2 separate regions of the Homo sapiens genome follow, and region 2 is linked to region 1. Evidence: chromatin contacts called from ENCODE Hi-C data. All regions are on one chromosome and are shown on one strand. The core of a region is the stretch at or near the end of the contact, and the rest is flanking DNA. Distances in the headings are between cores, read along the strand shown. Region 1 has its middle 60 kb from the start of ZNF621. Region 2 has its middle 170 kb from the start of CTNNB1.

Evidence for each region. A loop is a pair of places that touch in the nucleus more often than their neighbours do. Pooled maps may share reads with other maps.
Region 2: a loop to region 1 is called in a map of left cardiac atrium, with 2.9 times the contacts of the local background. The contact joins two enhancer-like sites. A Hi-C loop is called at or near these places in 2 of 168 maps with a recorded cell type or tissue (aorta and left cardiac atrium), 2 of 37 single-sample maps with no recorded cell type and 11 of 50 pooled maps.

The regions. Positions count from the first base shown.
Region 1 is chr3:40,582,688-40,587,237 of GRCh38, reverse strand. It overlaps the pseudogene RPL5P10. Among named protein-coding and RNA genes, the nearest start is that of ZNF621, 60 kb to the right of the region's middle. RefSeq lists an enhancer at 2,780-3,280. Within about 2 kb of position 2,522, at least 6 of the 41 ENCODE cell types and tissues checked have a DNase peak (open chromatin) inside an H3K27ac peak, as active enhancers do.
Region 2 is chr3:41,024,206-41,028,755 of GRCh38, reverse strand. No RefSeq gene overlaps it. Among named protein-coding and RNA genes, the nearest start is that of CTNNB1, 170 kb to the left of the region's middle. RefSeq lists an enhancer at 1,884-2,178. Within about 2 kb of position 2,198, at least 2 of the 41 ENCODE cell types and tissues checked have a DNase peak (open chromatin) inside an H3K27ac peak, as active enhancers do.

The DNA.
Region 1 (4,550 bases), core at 1,273-3,772:
TTATGCCTGTATAGGAGGGGATATGATAGTCTGCACAGCTTAAGCATATGAACTGCCAAAATATGGTGTGAAGGTTGGCCTGACACATTATGCTACAGCATATTGTACTGGCTTGCTGCTGGCCTGCAGGCTTCTCAGTAAGTCTGGCATGGTCAAGATTTATGAAGGCCAAGTGGAGGTGACCAGAGATGAACACAACGTGGAAAACATTGATGGTCAGCTGGGTGATTTTACCTGCTATTTGAAGGCAGGCCTTGCCAGAACCACCACTAGTAATAAAGTTTTGGGGGCTCTGAAGGGGGCTGTGAATGGAGGCCTCTCCATCTCTCACAGTACACAATAACAGATTCCCTGCTTATGATTCTGAAAGCAAGGCATCTAATGCAGAAGTACATAGGAAGCACATCATGGGTCAGAATGTTGCAGATTACATGCATTACCTAATGGAAGAAGCTGAAGATCTTACAAGAAACAGTTTTCTCAATACATAAAGAACAGCATAACTCCATACATGATGGAGGAGATGTGTAAGAAAGCCCACGTTGCTATATGAGAGAATCCAGGTTATGAAAAGAAGCCCAAGAAAGAAGCTAAAGAGAAAAAGTGGAATTGTCCCAAAACGTCTCTTGCCCAGAAGAAACACTGGGTAGCTCAAAAGAAGGCAAGCTTCATCAGAGCTTGAGAACAGGCTGCTGAGAGCTAAACCAAGAAATTTTCTATGAGAATTTTTCAGATAAAGACAATAAATTTATTGACTAAGCTGCTAAAAGAGAAAAAGAAGGAAAGAAAAGCAGACTTCTCCAGGCAATTGTTTCCTGACCCCTACTACAAACTCTTTGACTTGGAAGGGAGTTGAGCAAACCTCAAATCCACCCCAGATTGTGAAGACAAGGACAAGCGCAGATGGTGGATGGGACTCCCCAGGGTCTCCCAGGGAGTTCATGGCAGTCAGACTAGAAATGGATACCTCTTCTCCTCGTTTCTCTTCTGTTGTTCAGAACTAAAGCTTAAGCGGGTGGGGCTGAATCGTAAAGGCTTCTGTGAATGTTGGTAATAGAGGGTGAAATGATGCTGCAGGAGGGGAAGGGAAGGACAAAAGTCAGCAAAAAGCCAGGTATTGAGACAGCCATCACCTGAGGATCTGCCTCCCAATGGGCAAGTCTGCCCCTCAAAGACTATGAGGCAGTGATGATACTGACCCCTGAACTCCAGGACCCCATTGTTCTTCAAAGGAAGATGCAAGGCTGGCCCCTCCCCCAGCTGCTGAAGACCATGCTGAGGGGCCCAAGGGAAGAGGAGGCCAGTGGCTGAGCATTGTAGAGCAGTGGGTAGGGAGGGACCTTTGGTCTGCACCAACAATGTGACTGTAACGCTCACTTGCACAAGTGTGACTCAATTCATGCTCTCATGAAACTGTGCTTTAGGCATGAAGCTGGGGGCCTATTTTGAGACATCAGCTGCACAAACTTTAACCTGTGGCTTTATACTGAGAGAGGTAGTGTAGGGCTTGCAGCCTCTGGTCCCAGGAGAAGATAAAGGAGACTCGAGCAGTTGTCAGAACCTATGGTGCTCTCTCTCTCTCTCGTTACCTCTCGCTCTCTCTTGCTCTCTGTCTCCATTTGTTGCCACAGACCACCGGGCTCAGATGAGAGTCTCTCAACAGATGCAGGGAAGAGAGCAGCTGTTCACGGCAGTGGCCCTCCTAGTGCTTTGAGACTCCTCACAGCCCCACAAGGTTCCTTTGGGCCCTCTCAGAAGTCTGGCCACCCAGCATGAAAATCTCCCAAGTCAGAGCCTCAAGTTTTAAAGAAAGAAATTTACAGATGTGCAAAGAGAAAAGAAAAGGGGCTGTTTGGTCCCTAGCAGAGGACCGATTTTATTGGGAATTGTTTGACCAAGGAAACATGAACCAAACATACCACCAAGGAAAACATACTGCCAAGGAAAAATGAACCAAACATACCACCAGCACCCTAGAAACAGACTTTTTTTAATCTTCGTATCAACAAGATTTCGGCCTTCAATCATCTCAAATTAAATGGAACCTAAGCAGCAGGAGTTACTGTAGTTACGTAGGGGAAAGACAGGAGACAGGGGAAAAAAAAAGCTTTGCATCACGTGACTTTTATGCTGCAGAAACTTAATGAGAAACACACCACATTTCCAGAACCCTCTTTCTAGTCAGGGCTCCCGCTGAGATAAAAGGTCACAAGAAGAGAAGGAGGGAGAGGGAGGGAGCGCCGGCGTGGAGCAGGGAGGCACTTTTACTGCAAAGTCGGGCCCAAATTTCATACAAGCTGCTATCGGGTCTGATAGTCTAGACTGATTATCTTCTTTGAATGCCAGATGTGAAGGGCTTGTATAAAAGAACTGCAAACATTACCCATTTAAAAACAAATCGACCCAAGCTGCATTCACTGCGCAAAGGAGAACTTTCCATCCCAGACTCTGCAGAGAGAGCCAAGCAGCCGGGCCAGGAGACCTGGCCTAGGCGGTGCGTCCCGCTGCTGCCCCCTGCAGGCCATGAGCCTCAGGCTGGCCAGAAAGCAAGCCAAGTCCGGGGGCCAATGGCTCAGCCAGGCCTCTGCTCATCAGTGGAGACTTTTTCTGTCCATCCAGCTCAGGGTGGCAGGAGAATGCTCCTCTACAAGGTGCCAGGCTATAGCTGGAAGACTGAGCTGGGCCTGGGCCTCAGCGTTACACATTGTCCCGTTCAACCATTAACCCTGCAAGGTAGAGACGTCAATCCCTTTCACAGGTGAAAAATTGAGAAGTTAAGAGATTTACCCATTGGATGCAACTGGCTTATCCAGTTTTGGTATTGGACACTGGTGCTCCTTCCATGGCCCTATGTGCGGTTGGCCATCAACACCAAGATCCTCTCCTCAGGGAAGATGGAATGATAGAACTGCAGCTCCAGTACCCAAACTGGACCATACCAGCCCAGAAGACACCCGGCCCATAGGGCCAAGCTAGGAGTAGGGCGGCAGGAGGTATCTTCCCATCCCTCAAGCTGGGTGTGGTCCTGGATCAGGGGTCTTTACCCCTGCTGGGCAGTTAGGAGAGGCTTCTTGATCCCAGGCCCCTGCAGAGTACCAGGCCCTGAGCCAGGGCTCAGGAAAATTTGTAGAGCGAGAAACATCCTGATCACACTATGGCCTCTGGAATCTCCTGATGGCCCTGCATTTCTCCACCAGCCCTGGCCGCTTTGGGTTGTGTCTCCGCACACAGGGACTGACTCTGTAAACACCATGCCAACATAACCTCTGACCAGGCACTTCCCATTTGGCCGCAGCTACAACTCAGTGCCAGACACTCAGGATCAGTGACCTTCAGAGGGGGCTGGGCATGCAAGGGCCTTCCAAGTGATCTGTGTTTAATCTAGTGTGAAGGACCTCCAGCCTTGCTGCTACAGGCAAGGCCAGCGCTCATCTGGGCCCTCTGGCCTGCCTAGTCCTGGCTGTCACAGGAACGACCAGACACTCCTGAGGGCGTTTGGTTTTCTGCCAGCGTTGTTAGTTTAAGACTCTGTAGTGTACCTTTGGGTTTTCCTTCCTTTTCTGAACCCTCCTAAGTGGCCCACTTACCTCTCAAGCAAGGCAAAGCTGCTTTGCTGTCTTCCACCTCTGGAGTTTTTTTTGTTTTTTGTTTTTTGTTTTTAAGACAGAATCTCATTCTGTCACCCAGGCTGGAGTGCAGTGGCGCAACCTCAGCTCACTGCAACCTCTGCCTCCCAGGTTCAAGAGATTCTCCTGCCTCAGTCTCCCAAGTAGCTGGGATTATAGGCATGTGCCACCATGCCCAGGTAATTTTTGTATTTTTAGTAGAAACGGGGTTTCACCATATTAGTCAGGCTGGTCTTGAACTCCTGACCTGAGGTGATCCACCCGCCTCGGCCTCCCAAAGTTCTGAGATTACAGGCGTGAGCCACCGTGCCCAGCCCCACCTCTGTGATTTTGCACAAGCTGCTCCCTTGCCTGGAAAATCTTCTACCCCTTCTTCATGTGGCTGACTCGGACTTGTCAGACAACTCTTGCAACGTCCTCCCTCTCCTGCATGCCCCTGCTCTGAGCTCCCACCTCACCCCCACCTGTGTATTCCTATGACGTTTACTTCCCCAGGCAGTTGTTCACCACTGTCCTGTCTTCCCACATAGAGTCAGCTGTAACACGCTCAGCAAAGATTTGGCTGATTCCCTGATTGCTTTTCATCTGCACATGACCACCCCTGTCTTCAGGGACCCAAACTTGCTGCATTGGAAACTGGGACTTGAGACCTGTCTACAGGTCTAAATACTTGCCTTTGGGTTTGTTCTGGGAGGAGAAGTTCCCTTCTGGCCCCACTCCCTCCCCTGGGTGGCCAAGGAAAGGAGCCAACTGTATCATTCCAGTGTGATTTGGCCAGAGGTGCCGATGGGGCCCGGGGTGGGGTGACAGGCCCAAGGAGGTGTCACTGAGCTATGGATCCAGGTCCACCCTGGCTTGTCTGACCCACTAGAGCTTCCTCCTCCTGGAAGGGTTGGCAGAGGTTATTCCTGTATGTAGCTGGGA
Region 2 (4,550 bases), core at 949-3,448, 440 kb before region 1:
TTGTTTGTTTTTTGTTTTTTTTTTGAGACGGAGTCTCGCTCTGTCCCCCACAGTGGTGTGACTCAGCTCACTGCAAGCTCCACCTCCCGAGTTCACACCATTCTCCTGCCTCAGCCTCCCCAGTAGATGGGACTACAGGCACCTGCCACCACGCATGGCTAATTTTTTTTTTTTTTTTTTTGTATTTTTAGTAGAGATGGGATTTCACCATGTTAGCCAGGATGGTCTTGATCTCCTGACCTCGTGATCCACCTGCCTCAGCCTTCCAAAGTGCTGGGATTACAGGCGTGAGCCACCGCGCCCAGCCCACTGTGTTTTTTAAATTGCAAAAAGTCAGGGCACAAGATCTCATACATGCTTATGGGAACTATGGGAGAAAACAGTTGTAAATGCAGAATGGGTTGCCCTTGTCATTAAGCCAGCCATGCCTAAGTTTCTAGCCCCATAGCTCTCCTACTGCAACCCTGGTCCTACCTTCACATTCATCAAAGGTGATGGAGACTGGATCACTCCCTTCTTCTCCATCCCATTCCTGCCTGCATCCTAGGCAGTCTTGGGTGATCCTGCTAACACCCTACAGCTCCTTGATCTGCTCAGTTCTCATGGCCTTCCCCCTCCACTCTTCCATGCCTGTGGCACCTGCTGGACGTTGTCATCCCCAGAGCTGCTATTGACTCTACCTGCTCCTCTGAGCTCAGCCTCTTGACCATCCTTGGCTTCTCAGTCTCTGATTTCTTCCACATTTACTCTTTGACTTCACTATGCTTTCATTTGCATGTGTCCTCTCTATCTGGGGGATTCATCAGCTGGTCCCCGCCTGGCTTTACTTTCCTGCTTATCTTGGGAGGCTTCACATCATCCTTGGTTTAGCCAGCACCCTCATCTGCCTGCCCCTTAGCCTGCAACACCACTCTGCAGACCTCATCCCTGCTGTCCACTCTTCTCTAGTCTTCTCAGTGCTTCTAGGGGCAATCACAACAGTCCCATCCGTACCTTCAATACTGCTCAGCATGTATATAATGTGCCCAGTTTCTTCTGCCCTGTCATTGCAGCTGTTCCAAGCCCATTCTCAGGTCTCACAGAGAATAACTTGCTGCATTACAGAAGAAAAGAAGTTTCTGGCATGAATTCCTCTACTTTTACCCCTATTTACTGCAAACCCTATTTCACCTTGTCTCCTCCTCTTCCCTCCTGTGCTGTTGCTGCCTGTCTCCTGTCTAGGGAAATCAGGTCTAAGGCTAGATATCACTTCTTCCAGAAAATCTTTCCTGTGCACCCTCACTTCTGCTGGCCAAGGCTAGGTTAGGGTCTCCTGCTGGGTTTCTACTGAACCCTGATTTTCACTCCATCCCACCACATTGTAATGGTTGATTTACTATACATCTCTTTTGCTGGGCTGTATGAGCTCTTTGAGGGCAGAAGCGTGTTTTTCTTGTTTTCTTTTATATACCCAGCACCTGGTAAAGTAAGTGCTTGATATATGTTGTTGAATGAATGAATCTTATTTTCTTTATACATAGTTTATTCAACTGCACTCAGGATCCCTTCCCTTCCTGCCTCTTTGTGCTGTCAATTGTTCCTTTTCTGGGTTGTGTCCTCAACCTGCCTTCTGGTGGTGTTTTATGTACAACTGCTATTATTGTTATTATTAATGATATTATAGCCACTGTTTATTGGACACTTACTATGTTCAGGCACCTTGCTAAACACCTTACATGCATGCTGTAGTTTAACCCTTACAATAATCCTGTGAGGGTAGTATTATTATTCCCACTTTCCCAATGACATTTAAGCAGAATTAAATCTCCTTTAAAGTAAAGTCCTTCCTAGACTCTGTATGCTCCTCCACCTAATGTCATATATCTTCATTACGTTTACACCATGTTTCTAAAGTGTCATCTCTACCAGCTGTCTCCCCATTCTGACCCCTCTTACTCCTAGCTCCCTGGAACAGAGCCCTGTCTGACTATGAAAGCTCCCACTGACGTCACCAGTGACCTCCATGTGGCTAACACAGTGAATGCTTTCAGGCTTATCTTCCCAGTTTTGCAGCAGCAGATGACACTGACTGGCCACTCCCCGCTGTGGTTCTGTTTCCTTCCCAGCTCCCATTTCCTCTGGCCCCATTAAGTGTTTTGTTCCCAGGGGCTCAGTTCTTGGCTCTTTTATTTCTTGCTCCATACCCTGTCTCTAAGTATTATCTGTTTCAGCTTAACTAAAAATCCTGCTGGCATCCCAGGCTGCTCCCCTATGCCCTAAAACCACAGGACCAGGGCTTCTGTTTCACCTTGATAACCCTTCCACAGAGGCCAAACTCAGTGTGCCAATCAGATCTTATCCTTTACTGTCTCCATCTCAACATGTCTCAACGCCTACTCCTCCTCTTGTATTCCTTAACTTAGCCAAGGATACTATCACCTGCACAGTGGCCCAAGTAAAAATGTCGTCAAAATTTTTGGTGACATTTTTTCTTCCACCTTATATCTAACTAGCCACCAAATCCCATTTATTATTGCTAGGCTTCTCTCATGTCTGTTCTTTTCCCTCTCTGTCTTCATTGGAATTGAACTGTGTTTTGACTGGTTAATTACAGTGGCGTCTTGAATGCCTTTCTTTTCACCCAATGAGTAGTATTTTTTAAATAAAAAGATAATGACATCTACTCTGCTTTAATTCTTCAATGGCTCCTGATGCTTAGCATGACTGTGAAGACCTTTTTTTTTTTTTTGAGACAGGGTCTCACTCTGTCGCCCAGGCTGGAGTGCAGTGGCGTGATCTCAGCTCACTGCAGCCTCTGCCTCCCAGGTCCAAGCTATTCTCCCACCTCACCCTCTTGAGTAGCTGGGATTACAGGTGCCCATCACCATGTCTGGCTAATTTTTGCATTCTTAGTAGACATAGGGTTTCAAGACTGGTCTCGAACTCCTGACCTCATGTGATCCACCTGCCATGGTCTCCCAAAGTGCTGGGATTACAGGTGTGAGCCACTGCGCCCGGACAAAGACCCTTCTTGATCTGAGCAGTGATGACTTTTGTAGCCTCATTTCCTGCCTCCATCCCCAGTCTGTGTCCACCTCCCCACCTGACATTATGCACGAGTAACACTGACACACATGCCCTCCTGAGAATCAGTCAAGCTCTTCCTCCCCTCTGAATCTTTACCTCTGTTCTCTCTCGCCTACTTGACAACCGGTCCAACCCTTCCTTGTTCCTATTTTGTGCACACTTCATTATAGACGTTACCTTTTTGCATTACAAATACTGGAATATCTCTTTATAGCTCCTAATTAGACCATGAGCATCCAGAGCACATGAATTCTTAGGGTCAGAGGCAGATCATATAGGCGACTCTCTGGGTTTAAAACCGGAGATGCCAGCAAAGGGCATTCTTGGCACCATCTTTCCCTCCCGACTTTCTGAGGAGGAGCTCAGGAACCATGGGAAATCAGGCAGATGGTGTTTGGGGAGAAAAAAGAGCTGCCATGATATACCCAATGGGTAGATTTGTATTTTGCCCCATCAGATATCTTAAAACCTGCAGGTTTTAAAATTTAGTCAAGAAGTTAAGACCAGCAACCCAGAAGGTGCCCTTGAATGTTTATATCCAGCCTTCGTGGGCAGTGTCTATTTGCAAATCTCAGGGTTTTAACTCTATTTCTTCCATCTCCTTCAAAGAACCCCTGATCCTGAATTCTCCCAAGGAATAAAATCCTGATCACGGCACTCATGAATAACTAAGAGTGGGCTGTTATTACCTGAGCTTGAATAAAGGTTTTTTTTTTTATTCCTCCAAGCTGTTCCTAGCCTCCCAGAGGTACATAATCCATACTGGAGTCTGGGTACAGAGGGGTTGAAGTAAATGATCTTTGATGAGCTAAAACATTGGAATTCATGGAACTTGGAATAATCTCTGACAACTACAAGCTTGTCCTGAGACATTTAGTAGAAAGGTAAATGATAGGGTGGGGTTTCATCTTTGTCTTAACTTGAATATTTAATGCCTAGAAATGGCCTTTTAACCCTCTCGAACAGGTGCCACCACCATGTGAACATGACCGGGCTAGCCTGCTGGAGAATGAAAGACATGTGTCCTGACCACCCTGTCACCTAGCTGATAGCAAGCTCTTCCCAGAAAAAAAGAGCGACCTGAATGACTTGCATTGTCTGCAGGCTCATGAGGGAGCCCAGCTGACACCAGAATAATCACTCAACTGAGTTCAGCCTAACTGATGACCCTCAGTATAGTGAGCTAAATAAATGGTGGTTGTTTAAAGCTGCTAAGTTTTGGGATAGGCTGTTTCAAAGCAAAAATGAGCTACTGGTATCTGTGTGGCTCATTTTCATGCCATAGCTCCAATGACTGACAAGGAGTGGAGCTCCTTGGAAATGGTCAATAAAAGCACAAATGGAGCCAAGTCTCAGGTTCATAGGTCACTTAACTAGAGAGAATCAGGGACGGAATGGAGGAGTGGGCTGATGCTGCCAATGAATTCAGAGCTGAGTCCAGCAGTCAGGATTGTTTTTATGCCTGCAAAGCCCCAGACCCACCT